Regions from separate parts of the Mus musculus genome. Here all the other regions are linked to region 1. Evidence: chromatin contacts called from ENCODE Hi-C or POLR2A ChIA-PET data. All regions are on one chromosome and are shown on one strand. The core of a region is the stretch at or near the end of the contact, and the rest is flanking DNA. Distances in the headings are between cores, read along the strand shown.

Evidence for each region. Hi-C counts contacts between places; a loop is a spot of excess contacts on that map. ChIA-PET counts read pairs that join two places held with the same protein, here RNA polymerase II (POLR2A).
Region 2: a map of T-helper 1 cell shows a loop between it and region 1 (3-fold over the local background). The contact joins the promoter of Tvp23b here to the promoter of Zfp286os in region 1. A Hi-C loop is called at or near these places in 3 of 37 maps with a recorded cell type or tissue (T-helper 1 cell, T-helper 2 cell and regulatory T cell). POLR2A ChIA-PET finds 5 or more read pairs at or near these places in 2 of 5 experiments (both embryonic stem cell).
Region 3: a map of gastrocnemius shows a loop between it and region 1 (5-fold over the local background). The contact joins the promoter of Fbxw10 here to the promoter of Zfp286os in region 1. A Hi-C loop is called at or near these places in 19 of 37 maps with a recorded cell type or tissue (CH12.LX, Patski, T-helper 17 cell and 5 more). POLR2A ChIA-PET finds 5 or more read pairs at or near these places in 2 of 5 experiments (Patski and embryonic stem cell).

Annotation. Positions count from the first base shown.
Region 1 is chr11:62,754,662-62,759,203 of GRCm38, forward strand. Zfp286os (a long non-coding RNA gene) reads left to right here and starts at 2,159. Exons shown (of 3, transcript XR_879919.3): 1 at 2,159-2,444. It also overlaps a transcript of Zfp286 not described here.
Region 2 is chr11:62,877,667-62,882,208 of GRCm38, forward strand. Tvp23b (trans-golgi network vesicle protein 23B) reads left to right here and starts at 1,789. Exons shown (of 7, transcript NM_026210.5): 1 at 1,789-1,929; 2 at 4,271-4,353. The coding sequence starts at 1,918.
Region 3 is chr11:62,844,436-62,848,977 of GRCm38, forward strand. Fbxw10 (F-box and WD-40 domain protein 10) reads left to right here and starts at 2,688. Exons shown (of 13, transcript NM_001033669.2): 1 at 2,688-3,360. The coding sequence starts at 2,847.

The DNA.
Region 1 (4,542 bases), core at 909-3,408:
TCAGACAATGAGGAGCCAGTGCTGTACCAGGAATGCTCGTGAACCCTCAAAGGACCACCAAGGAGCCCATTCCAATGTAATCGAATTAGGGTCTCTTTATTTAAGCTTAAGCTTGGGCCACACTACCATCTCTGACACAGAAGAATGGGAGGAGGCCCAGAGCCCAGTTTCAGGCAAGCATTTATAGAGGCAAGAATGGGGTATTAGCCAGGTACACATTTGATTAGGAGGCCATTATGGCCTTTAACATAATTGGCTGGTGCTGAAAGTCAAATCAGAAACTTAACTTCTGTTTTCCTCCTGATTGGTGGTTGTTAGGAAGTGAAGTGTCAGGGGCAGGCTTGTAACCTGGGGGGTGTAGATTTGTTAGGGAACAACCTGGAAACTGGTGCTAAACTTAGGTCTTGTTGGTGGATAACCTAGAAACTAGTGCTAGATGCCTGTTTGTTAATTAGCTTGAGTTGAACCTTAGGTCAAGTTCTCTAAGATGGAGTCTGAACCCAGAATATTTGTTCTCTCACCAGAGGACCAGAAGAGATCGACACAGTTAGTTTGAGGCTAAACAGCAATTCAGGAGAAGCCCAGAGAAGCCAGTGTGAATCAGTCAGCTCGGAGAGGAGTTTGAGCCAGAACAGCCGAGTTAAACCACCCAACCGAGTTCAAAAGGAACAATGCCAGCTATTGCCACTGCTCTTGGTTGCTTCCAAGAACTTGACAGCGAGACCCTAGTGCTGAAAACACCATACATTTTGATTATTAGAACATGGAAAAATCAGGTCACCATAGATAGCAAAAAGGTCACCAGATGTCAACAATATCCACTCCAAGTCTTCTGGGGGTGAAAACCAGGTTTTTATTTCCTGCATTGAGGAGGTGCTCGGGTGTGTTTAGCATTCCTGGCTCCCTAGTGCTCAGTGGTTACACGGGCCTTTGTCCCCCCAACAGAGAGCACTTTCTTTTACACATAATAACTTTTATTGGGGTGGCCCCATTTTTTATAGGTCAAAAAATGTGGCTCTGGTCTCAGTTGAAGGAGTGTGGGTGAGGCAGAGAAGCTTCGAGATTCCAGAACAGTAGATGCCCCCCAGACAACGCAGCAGGCAGGAACCAGTAGACCCCGACTTACCAGGGGTCCAATTGCAAACATCCCAGCAGCCATCTCTGCTTCTGCTTTCTGAAAGGGTGGCTGTCCTGCCGAGAGGAATGTAGGGAAGAGTGGTAAACCGTGCAAACCAGTCCTGCCTTAGAAACTTCAGACTCACCACGCAGGAACCCTGAGACAGGGCTCCCATGAGGGAACACAGGGATGAGCCCCATGAAACACAGGGAAGACCCCTGCAACATCAGTGAGATCCAACTTGTCTCTCCCCCCCGCCCCCGGAGATCTAGGGTTCATAAGATTATTAAATGTAGTCACAGCTGGTTGGTCTGACATTGCACAAGCAACTTTAAAAACACATTCTCATTTAATCTTTACACTAATCTGATGGGCATTATTATTCCAATACACAAAATTTAAAAAGTTCTCTAAAGCTGTCTCAAAGAACAAAAGTGGCCAGTGCTAACCACCCTTGCAGCATCTTATCCCTTTAACCAAGACACAAGCCACACAGCTAGACACAGTGTTTAGCCTGTTTGTGACCTGAAGTTTCCAGAAAGAAAAAAGAAAAAAAAAAAAAAAAAAAGACACACCTGTGTTAAAGATTGTACAAACAAGGCGGATCGATTAATAATAAACTTTAGTGATTCTGGAGAACTGGAATGTTGTAGCTCTGCACCCTTTCTTCGTCTACCTGAGTTTGACTTAACATCTACTCTATGAGTATTAGGTAAATTCTTTTAGAAACTACAAGAGTTTCTTCCATCTACTGCACAATTATCAACAGACTTAAGGAGAAACCTCACTTGTGGTTCCCGTATCAGTGCATTTAAAAGTAAAGAAGGAAGGGTGCACGCTCTGGCAGCGCTTACAGCACCCTGGACCAGTCCAGCATGTCCCAACCAATGCACATTATTCTATTCCACGATCGTGCCAGGGAATGACAAATGGCTTAAAAAGGGATCATTTGAAATGGCTTAAAATCAGCCAGCCAGTGCAAGCTGCCCGGTGAAGGAATGCAGCTCAGCTCTCAGGCTAAGCCATCTCCGGTGAGGCTGGCCTTGGATTGTCCACCCTCCTCTCTGACGCGGTCCGCTGCTCCGGCCCGGGTAGGGCTGAGGTCTTGGTGACGCTGCAGCTCTGAAGCTCCGCTCCACCAGAGGGCGCAGGGGAGACCTACAGCATCCCGCCTCTGTGGCCCAGGCCGCTCTCCTCAGGGATGGGAGGGTCCGATAGGCTAGGTCCGGATCGGCCAGGCCGTGCACTCACGAAGGGAAAGCGCACCCCCGTCTGCACCCGGGCAGAAGTACCTGGCGGCCGCTGTGTGCCCGGCAGAGGGCGCTCGGTGAGCACGGAACCGCGCCGCAAGGCGGCCAACGTTAACCTTCATTCAGAGACTCTTCATTTAACCTTCCTCGCGATTAAGAACAGTTTACTGATTATCAACCTTCCGCGCAATCTAAGAAATACAATCACATTGGAATGTTTGTGTCTAGAGGCCACGGCCGTGTCACTCTCTAGCACTAGGAACCTTTGGCAAGATCTTTTCTAAGGTCACCTCTGTGTTGCTAAAGAAAGGCACCCAGAGAGCAGAGAGGCCACCTATAAAGTCTCAGAAGCCAGGAGAGTTGGTGAATGTCCACACTTTGCTTGGCTTTGAATTTCTTGATTGGAAAACTGGCGATATCTATCTACACTATCATTTTTGGTTCTTTAACTTTCCTGACAGGGATGAAAATATGCTAAAGGGGTCTGGTGCCAGCCAGTGGGGAAACTTAGGTCCGGGAAAGAGATTTCACACAGTTCTGACATCATACCGGTCCATCTTCTTTCTACAAGAGACTGGATCTTTGATGATGGACAGGTTCACACTTTGACCAGTCTGGAAGTGTATCCTGGGACTCAGGAACCCAGGAGCCACACTGCTCAGAGGGGAGAAGGTTATCCCGATGGAAGAGCATCCCGAGACACCCGGCCCAGGAACCACACAGCTCTGAGAGGAAGTCTCCTCAGCAGAGGCATTGCAGCTCCCAGGAGAGGGTCTCCCCAGCTGAGCCGAGTTGCTCACGAGGCTCACTCAGCCTTGCTCCCCTTTTCTCATTCTTCCCTTCTCTTCATTGCTTCTTGGCTGCTTCTGATAAGAGAGTCCCACCAGACAGCAAATCTCAGGAAAGAGATCTAGTGGAAGGATGAATCCAGGGAGACGAGGGACAAATCCAGGGGTGGCTGCCACTGCTCCCAGGAGTGGACAGCAAGAAGTTGAACCAAGAGCAGGGTTTACACAGCTAGGGGCGGAGCTTTTGGGGGGCGGGAGGAGAACCCCCACAGAGATTTCCGGATTGAGGATTGGTAGGATTTCAAGTCCTGAGCTTGGGGGAGCTCAGGGATTGGTGGGTTTCTCTGTTCAGGGATTGGTAGCTTTTTTCAGCCCTCTTTCCCTGCGTTGGGCCCAAGGGTTAGGATGGGAAGATCTTCCAGGCCACAGGCCACACAGGTTGAGGTGCCATCAATGTGCGGCTGAGCTGTTTTTTGGAAAGGCTGGAGAGGAGGTGCTGCTCCCTGGACAGCTCCTGTGATCGCTGCAGGCTGAGGCAGGAAAGGAGTTGCGACTGTTTTTACAAGTGGACTACAACCAGAACCATTCTCTATTTAAACTTAAACATGTCAGGACCCCGAAGATGATCTTGGGGTACGGGTGTCACTAGACTTTTATACCTTTTCCCAATGTGGTCACATTGTGTCTGTATGTTGCGGGAATGCCACTAGAGCTCTTTATTTGTTCTCATGTGACTGCATCGAATAGATCCCACTGGCCTCTTCCCTCCACAGGTTCAAATGGGGCAGGCTAGAGCCAGAGGCCTCTTAAGAATTTCATCTTTCAACTCACTGTAGCGGTGCCAGCGATCCGTCCCACAAGTATTCATTTTAATTCGTATTACTTAATCTCCACTCTGGCGTCTCACGTCGGTTCCGCCTTCGTGGGTACATTGTTAGGTGTTTAGGATCTCATTTCTTAGTCAGTCTCCTGTAAGGCATTCCTCACTGTACTGCTGGTCACTTCTCATGCTCTCCCCTGTACTCTTAGTCTTTTCCTTTCTCTCATATTTACTTCCTCCTTTTAAAAAATTTTAAACTACTCCCATATCTTGGATAGTCTCTGAAATCTGTCCAAAAGTATCCAAGCTTCCTCTCCAGCTCCTCTTTCCACCTTGATTTCTTTCTTCCTTTTAAAGACGATCTTCAGCCTCCACAGCCCCCTCAGTTGAAGCACAGTTGCAATAATCACGCATGACTCAGTTGTGGTAGAGTCGAAGTGCACAGTCCAGAAAATAGTTCAGTCCAGATGTCCAGGTTGCCTGCTGTATGTATACGCTCTGTTCTATCCCCTGAGGAAAATCTTAGCTGCAGGAGCAACCACAGCTGCTGGGCATTGCCGCTATGCC
Region 2 (4,542 bases), core at 539-3,038, 120 kb after region 1:
TGCTTCCAGAAACTTTTGAACAGTAGCCATCAGGATACTATATAAAAATCTCCTGGTATTTTTGCAAAGACTAAAACTCAGTTTTGGTAAAGGATATGGGGAGATCAAAAGGCAGACTTGTATTTAGAACACTGCATGTGATCTAACGGGTCAGAACACACTCCATCAGAAGAAAAGGAAAAAAAATGAAGAAAATACGCTTCATTTTCTACAAAGGAGGCTTTACTCTCAAGTATATTGAGACTCCTATTTAAATACTCAGGGGGTGCTGTCAGGGGCAAGGTAGGTAATTTTGTAAAGAGTAGTTTACAGGCTCACTGGTGGATATGCTCACAGAAGGGCTCAGGATCTGGACAAAGAGTACAGTCCCTACATAGAGGCTCAACACCCCAGGCAGACTTTCCCCGTCATTAAGTTCCAGTTCTTGAGGGTGAGGGGAGATAGGGGCAAGGCAGGAGGACAGAGCATCTAGTCAGTTGGTACTAGGAGGCAACACCCTGTTTCAAAAGCAAGCAAAGAACCCCCCCCCCAACACACACACACCAGTCCTCCAAAAAGGAAGACAAAAATCCTAACAAGTGGGAAATTCACTTTCTTGTCAAATGCTCTATATCTTAAAATATGGTAGTGAATTCAAATTGCATTCATATAAAAAGTGAGAACCAAAAAAATTTTTTTTCCACACAACCTCACAACACAGGGTGGGCCACCAAAATCTTTGTCCAAGCAGGTTAGGACATAGGTCATTTGTCCAGCTTCACACGAAGATGCGCAATTACCTTGCCTGCTTTCTCTTTTTTGGGAACTAGGTCCATGTTTCTTCATTATTGTAACACTGGGTTTGACATAGTCCTGGCAAAGAACCAGATAAAACCCCGGGTTCTGTGAAGAGTCCCTTCAGTTAAGAAAAGGTGAGAGGGACATTGCATGAGCCTCCAACAGTCTGACATAGTTGAGCAAACAGAATATCTCTATCATTACAGTTGCAAAGATGGCTTTAAACTCTCTGAATTTGTCTCGAAAAACCAAAAAAAAAAAAAAAAAAAATCTCTGAATTTTAGGTCTAGGCATGATCATGCCATCAGCAGGTGACTTAAAACAGTAATAAAAGCAAATTTGTGCCACTTTACTAAATGCTCTGTAAAGCCATCACCGTCCTTCCCACTTTACAGCCGAGGAAGGATGTACATAGAGATTGGTTATATAATTGGTACATGGAGGGCAGAGGCGCGATACTGGCCTCTCTTCTTGTTCTGAGGTTATGCCCCTTACAGCAGTACCCTCACTGCTTACGCTAGTCTTCTTGTCTCTTTCTTACTCGGTTTTTTTTTTTTTAATTTCTTTCCAAGGACACATTTATTTCTCAATTTTCTTTAACATTTAAATCGCTTAAGAAAGACTATACTAAAATACAATACATTTACAAGGTTAAATTATAAAGCTCCGCCTCTCTCAGGGCGTCCCTGCTGGTGGTAATGACTCACAGTTTGTACTTCTTTGGTAGCAAAAAACATTTTCCATTCATAACCCAAGAAACTTCGCTTTAGAACCCATTAAGTTAGCCAGTTTATTCCCAAGCGTTTTGCTTTTCCTTAGAAGTGCAGCCCTTGCCCCTGCTCACGCTTGCCCCGCCCACCTCCACCTCAGCCCCTACAGAGTCTCTGCGTCAAGGCCCCGCCCACACACCCCGCCTCCTACCGCCCGCGTCCGTCGCGTGGACCAGCTCTTTCCGCCCCGCCCACTATGGAGCCCCGCCCCAAGGTATGGACCCGCCTATCGCCTTCCGGTCTCTGGAGTTGCGCCCTCCCACCAAGTGGCTTCCTGGTGCGCTTGTGACGTCGGCTGTAGAGCTGGATCGCGTGGCAGCTTTGCTGTCGTGGCTCTCGGAAGTGGGGGGCGGGTTGGCGCAGGGTCGTCATGTTGTCGCAGGTGAGGGATGGCGGCCGAGCGCCGGTAGCCGGTGCTTGAGTTGGGGCTGGGGGTCTTGCCCAGTCGCCCGAGGCTGTTGGGTCCGTGTGCCCGCCCACTGCCTGAGCTGTAGGAACTGCAGGTGGGTGGGTAGGAGGGCCAGCCCCGGGCAAATTGTCGCTAGAGGGTTTGTGGACTGTGAGGGATAGGGTGCACCGGCGACCCCGGAGGCACAGAGGCCTCCTGTCAGCGGGTGTGGAGCACACTCGCTGCAGGATCTCTGGGTGTGAGGTCGGGGGTAACCCGTCTTCCCATAGCCTGCCCGGATGAGGGGAATGGCCTGTAGGGCCCTGATACACAAGTTCAGGGCGATCCTGTAGGGAGAGATTGCCAGAGCCTTGGGTTCCAGTGTTACTACGCTGTACACAGATAATCACGATGGTTATCGCCTTTGTACCCGTAGAGGTCGATGTAGCCAATTGTCCTTCGGCCAGAGATTAGTACATGTAATATATTTTCTTCCTTTAAAATTTTACTGTGAAGCTGGGCGTGGTGGCGCACGCCTTTAATCCCAGCACTCGGGAGGCAGAGGCAGGTGGATTTCTGAGTTCGAGACCAGCCTGATCTACAGAGTGAGTTCCAGGACAGCCAGGGCTATACAGAGATATACAGGCTATACAGAGAACCCTGTCTCGAAAAACCAAAAAAACAAAACAAAAAAACAAAAAAAATTTTTTTTTTACTGTGAACTCCCATGTAGATTGTGTCACACGGGTTTCATTGTCAGGTTGGGATGTTCAAGGAGATGGGATCTGCAAAGGGCAGGATGGCTGGGGGTGGGGGTTGGGATGGGGAGAGGTTAGGTTGGGGAACAACATATTTTCAGATCATAATAATAAAGACATAGTGACATACCAAGTGTCTCAGGATGGGCCAACTAGAATCTGTGATAAGAAAAGTCTACTTTGTGGAAATGTGGAGTAGAAAAAATTCATTGATGGTTTCAGCTCAGCTCTGAAGGTGCATTTAGATCCGCTTCTTCCTACTCCTAGGTCTGTGACCATAAGTCCTTCCACCTGTTGGGCATTTGACATTTTTTATAGTCATTACCTTCCTTCCCCCAGGCAACCTGTGCATTAAAATTTCTCTGCAGACTTAAACATCTGTTCCCTTGTGGTTTTTGTGTTTTTTGGTTGTTTTTTTTTTTTGTTGTTGTTGTTTTTTGTCTGATAATTTTCTTTCTTATTACCTAGAAGCAGCCCCTCCCCCTGGTATTTTCATACCAACCCCCTCCCTGCATCTTTGCTAATCACCCACAGGTTCTTCTGTGGATCCTGTGTACTCCACTGTTGGGTTACAGCTGGTTTACCTTTGTTCACTGGGAAGCATTCATGAGTTGCACTGTTGGTAGCCTTCCATTGTTCCCTCCCCTTCCCCGCCCCTCACAAAATCTTGTTGGTGTTAGCTCAAAGCCATGCTTTAATTTCTTCTTTTTTTTTCACCCTTCTCCAACTGATTATAACTGTCTTGACTCAGTCTTTCAAGTGCTGGCATTACAGGCAGAAGGGGCCACAAGTGTACTCTATAATCTTAAAAAAGTAAAAACTCTCCATATAACATCTTGGATGTCTCTCCATTCATTGTCCTTAAAACCCGTGTGCATACTTGGAATTCGGTCTCATCCATTCTAGTTGGAAGTTCTCCATTCCCTGCCGCTCTGTATCCGTTGTTCTTGCCTTTTTCCATTACTTACACCCCAACCTGTTCTTAGGAGTTCACAGAAGGGTGTTAGAAACCCAGCAGTCTTTTAGGAGTCATCTTAGCAGTAGCATTCTTCAGGCGTTGGGATCCTCCTGGGAGCACTTTATCCCTCTTCCAGGATCATCGATTTGGTGTGAGAGGTTTTATATATTAATTAGAAAGAGCTACTTGAAAGAATAGGAAGAAAATGATGGAGCAAGTCCTAGAGTCACGATAGTGGTTATTCAGCCTCCGATAAGAAGAGAAAGCATTGTGAAGGAGCCAAAAGCCATTTAAGTGTATCCCCAGTAGCTTCAGTTTTCTCTGTGACTCGGGAGAGAGTAGCTGATAGTAGATGTTGGTATTGGGGGGCACCATCTGTTCCTCTTTCAGGGCTCAGGCTGGTGTTAACTGGTTATTAGATTCTCACAGGGGGCTTTCTTCAGATGACTGGAGTTGGGGTAGAAGATCTCTGTAGGTGCCTTTTTTTCCTACGCTGTGAATCCCTAGTACTTGTGCCTTGTGACTTCACCTTCCGTTTTGAGGATTGTGTAGGTTTGTATGTAGTAGGCACACAAGCACTGGATTTCTTTTTTATCATAGATATTTACTTTCCTCACAGGACAGTAATGATGACACTGAAGATGTCTCACTGTTTGATGCAGAAGAGGAGACAACCAATAGACCAAGAAAATCCAAAATCAGGTACCAGGTTGAGTTGGAGTTATGTTACTGTCTATTCTGTCCAAATGTTGGCGCTAGCTGATGGGATTTGTGTTGACATTTTATTTATTTTTTTGTTTTTGTTTTGTTTTGTTTTGACACAGTTCCACTATGTAGACTTGGCTGAGCCAGAATTCAAAGAAATCGCCTGTCTCTGCCTCCTTAGTGCTG
Region 3 (4,542 bases), core at 1,438-3,937, 90 kb after region 1:
ATTCATTCATTCATTCATTCATGTGTGTATGTGTGCACACACACATGTGATGAGGCATGTTGGGTACATATAGAAGTGGTGGGGACAACTTGCAGGGGTCGCTTCTCTCCTTCTACCTGGTTGGCTCCAGGAGTAGAACTCAGGGCTTTGGGGTCATCAGCAAAAGCTTTAACTCAGTGAGCACTGCCAGCCCTCATTTAGCCATATCTTAGCCTTTTGAAGTCAAACCCCACTTGGTGCTGTTTACCACAAATTCTGAGTAAACCTCCCTGACTTGGTGGTGGACGATGAGACACCAACATTCTTATCTCGGTCTCAGTCAGTTTTGTGTTGCTATATCAGCACACACAAGTCGGTTCAAAGGCTTTGCATCTGCCACATCTGTGGGTAGAAGGGGAAAGGCAAAGAGACTGTTTTGCCCAGACTCAGAAGCCATACCCCAGACTTCATAGACTTCACTCCAAAGCAACGATGAGACTTCCAGTAGAGTTTGAACCATTATTAATAGCATCACAAGAAAGGCGAGCTTGCGATCCCAGCAGCTGGGATGCAGAGGCAGAAGGACATGTGTTTGAGGCTAGTTTGGCTTACATAGCCAGACCCTGACTTCAAAATAGTAACTTTATAAAAAGGAAGCTAGTACCGTCCTATAAAACGGTAATATTTGGAAAGAGAGGTATCACTCACATGCTCCATCACATATTACGGTGCATTGTTCTAGTTCAGGCTTGGTTGTTGCTGTACTGGTTAGTTTTATGTCAAGCTGGAGTCATATGGGAAAAGGGAGCTTCAACTCAGAAAATGCTCCCAATAGACTGGCCTGGACTGGGAGATTTTTCTTGATTGATGATTGATGTGGGAGGGCCAGTCTCACCATGGGTGGGGCTACCTCTGGGCAGGTGGTCCTGGGTTCTATAAGAAAGCAAGATGAGCCAGGCCTTGGTGGTGCACAGCACTTGGGAGGCAGAGGCAGGCAGATCTCTGAGTTCAAGGCCAGCCTGGTTTGCAAAGAGAGTTCACATTGTCTCAAAAATCAGAACAAAACACAACAAAAAGAAAAGAGAAGAAAGAAAAAGAGAGAGGGAGTGAGAGAGAGAGAAAGTAAGCAGGCTGAGCAAGTCACAAGGAACAAGCTGTTGCGGTAATTTCTAACCCCGATAAGCCTGTATAAAAGACATATAACCCAGTTATATTGATAAGCTATATGCCTAGATTGGGCAGATCTATCACTATACTAACTTATTCTCTAGTTATGAGACCCCTTGCTGCTTGCAGCTTCTCCGGGCCATGTGCTTCTGCTCCATATTGGCTTCCACCTCCTCCTCCTCTGTCTTCTCTCCTCCTCCTTCCTCTGAAACCTCCTGTCCCACCTTTCCCTTGCACTGCCCAATCATAGGCTCTAGCCTTTATTTGACCAGTTAGAATGGGGAAAAGGTCCAGTGAGATCAACAGAGTCCTTGTCAGGGGCAGGGTGGGGACAACAACTCTCGAGGAAGCAGGATTAACATCAAAATACAAACATCACCAGGGCAATCCACACCAGCAGGCTAGTAAGCAATGCTCCTCCATGGCTTCCACACCAGTTCCTGCCTCCAGGTTCCTGCCCCAACTTCCTTTAATGCTAAGCTGAGATGTGGAAGTGTGAGCATCACAAGACCTCTCCTTCCCTAGTTGCTTCGGGTCGTGGTGTTTAGCACAACAATAGAAACAGGAGCTAAGACAGTTATTGCTGAATTTTTTCTTACTTAGCCTTATTTATTAAAGGAATACACATTATCTAGGGGTTGATATTACCTTGTAGCTTTTGCCATCCTCTGGGGTCTTAGAACACATCTTCGATGAATAAATGGAGAATCTAGCAGTGGTGACAGTGACAACAGAGAGACAGTGTGTAGTGAGGGCTTACACTGCCCTAACTTACACTGTGCTATGATACGCAGTCTTTTTGGCGTTGTGTGCACAGTGTCTCAGTTCCCACCCATCCTAAGTACTGTGTGTACAGCGTCTCACTTCATCCTCTGTGAAGCAGAAAGCATCCCCATCTCCACTTTCAGACAAGGAAACTGAAGAACATTAAACAACCTGCTGGTGTTCGTAGAGCAATGGGCAGCTGGGCTGGGGCCCAGACTCAGAAGCCATACCCCAGACTTCACAGTCTTCATTACAAAGCTATGGTGAGACCTTCTGCTACATGGGTAGGCAGCTGACTGTGTCTACACAACAAGTCAACTCCCAACATATCCTCAGGACAACTGAAAATTCTGCACCAGAGAGTGGTTCCCTGTGGATTCACAGCTAGCCCTGAATAATTAAATAATTTACATTATTGTTAAGACAGGTGCTTTTACTGTGGCGATAACCAGAGACTGAATATAATATGCAGGGCACTGGAATAGACTCTAACAGCCACAAATGTAAGAAGATTACACCTAAGCTGTATTTATGAATATTTAAAAGTCCTTAATAACAGCAACTGAAAGATGCTAACATTTTTTTTAAATGGGCCATGTTATGTTTTACATTTGGTTAAAAGAATAGCTGCTATAGAAATAAGATGACCAGCTCTTCCAGAATATACAGCAACTGTCTCTACTTTTGTGGTGCCAGGGTTAGGAGATTTACGGTAAAGCCATGTTTCTAAGGAAGTCAGTACAAAAAGCCAGACTTCTACAGGCAGTTTCTGGGTCAGATCAGTTTACCATCCATCGCAGTGCCTTACGGTTTCTCCAGATGTTCATCCCGAAGAGGCTCCAAAAAGGCTATTTCTCTGCTTACCCTGTCCCTCTGGTGTTTGGTGGGGTTGCTAACGGGCAAGGTTTAAATGAACTGAATGTCATCTCAGAGTCATGGAAAACAGGGAACCAAAACTCAAGCAGGCCCCCTATTTTCGTTGTGAAAAGGGACCCAACTGGGTCCCCGTGTGCCAGAAGTGTGAAGCCTGTGTCTTAGCATGGAAGATCTTTGCCACCAAAGAGTGGTTCCGGAGGGTCAACGACATATCCCAGAGGAGATTTCTAGTCAGCATCTTGGGGCAGTTAAATAGCCTGTATTTGTTACAGTATTTCCAGAATATCCTAGAGACCACCCAGGGGAAGGACTTCATCTACAACAGGTCTCGGATCAAACTCAGTAGGAAGGGGGGGAAGGAGGAGGAGGTTGTAAAGTCCTCCTTGAACCAGATGTTGGATAAAACGGTGGAACGGAAGATGAAGGAGATCCTCTACTGGTTTGGCAACAGCACCCACCGAACTAAGGCAAATTATACTCTCTTGCTGCTGCAGATGTGCGACTCAAATTTACTGCTCACTGCTGCCAATGTGATCAGAGTCCTGTTCATGAAAGAGTGGAACAGTATTTCAGGTGAGAGCAGAGGGCCCCAGAGACCAGACACAGGCTTGGAAGGGGGCATAGGTGCAGACAGACAGGCTTGGAAAGGCAGAGGCTGCCCAGAGGGCTGGTATGGGACTGTGAACCTTATCCTGACATCCTATCACTTACCAAAGGAGGAGCTGCTGAGTGGTACTTCATTCTAGAAAACTGTCCACTGAGAAAAGCAGAAGGAAGGACAGAGCTTTCACCCCGGCACTGAACAGTATCCTGCCTGCCTTGGGCCCAGATCACTGCAAACGGGTGTCACTTCTTCCTTGCACTAGGGTAGGAGGGATGTGACAGGGAAGCTGTGTTTTGTTTCTTAACTGCCATGGGCAGAAACCAGGCCAAACAACAAAACTTACAGCTTTAAAAAAGTCTTATCTTACCATGCCGCTTGCTTAAGCATGAAACCAAATCTTAGTAAGATACTTTAAGAGGCCAAATGTGGCTAAAAGTCCAAAATTGCCCAGGGTACTAGTTTATAAGCAATAGTTTGCACCTGAGTCTCCAAACAGATTAGATTAACAAAAAAAAAAAAAAACCAGACTGTGGTCCTCTGCCAAAGCCTGGCCTAGCAGCTGGTCTGAGACCATGTCAAGCTGTCTGTTTCTGGCTATATAGACAGACATTGCTGGACCCAGCGGGGAACCTTCTTGGTCCTGGGTATTGACAGGAAAGTGTTGAAAGTGTTTGACTGGCTGGTTCTGGACAGCAAAAGAAAGCAGAGGAGAGGTCTGAGACCTGCAATTAGGAGAGGTCAGAGGTCAGAGGTCAGAGACCTACAAAGGTCTAGAAGGTTTAGCCAGAGGTGGGTAAAGAGTGGGAGGGGTGGTCTCTAGGGGGAATTTTCAAGTTTGAGCTCTGAAAGGTGAGTAATTCCTGGTCCCGAAGGATATTTGAGTTGTGGTCAAACTTGTAGACTAATGAGTCCCTCCCTGCTTCACAGATAGGGTTTGCTTTTCTTGGCTGGCTTAGAAACTTAAGCCCTTTCCTCCTCAGTCTTCCAAGTCCTGAGATTACAGGCATGATTTTTAAAGGAATGCCAAAGCTAGGTAATCTAGGATGCAATTAGATCCTTACACAGGAAACCGATTGGTTTCTTTAGTTTTGGGGGGTTTTTTGATATATTTATTTGTATTTTGTGTTTTTTCCTATGGGTATGTATGTGCA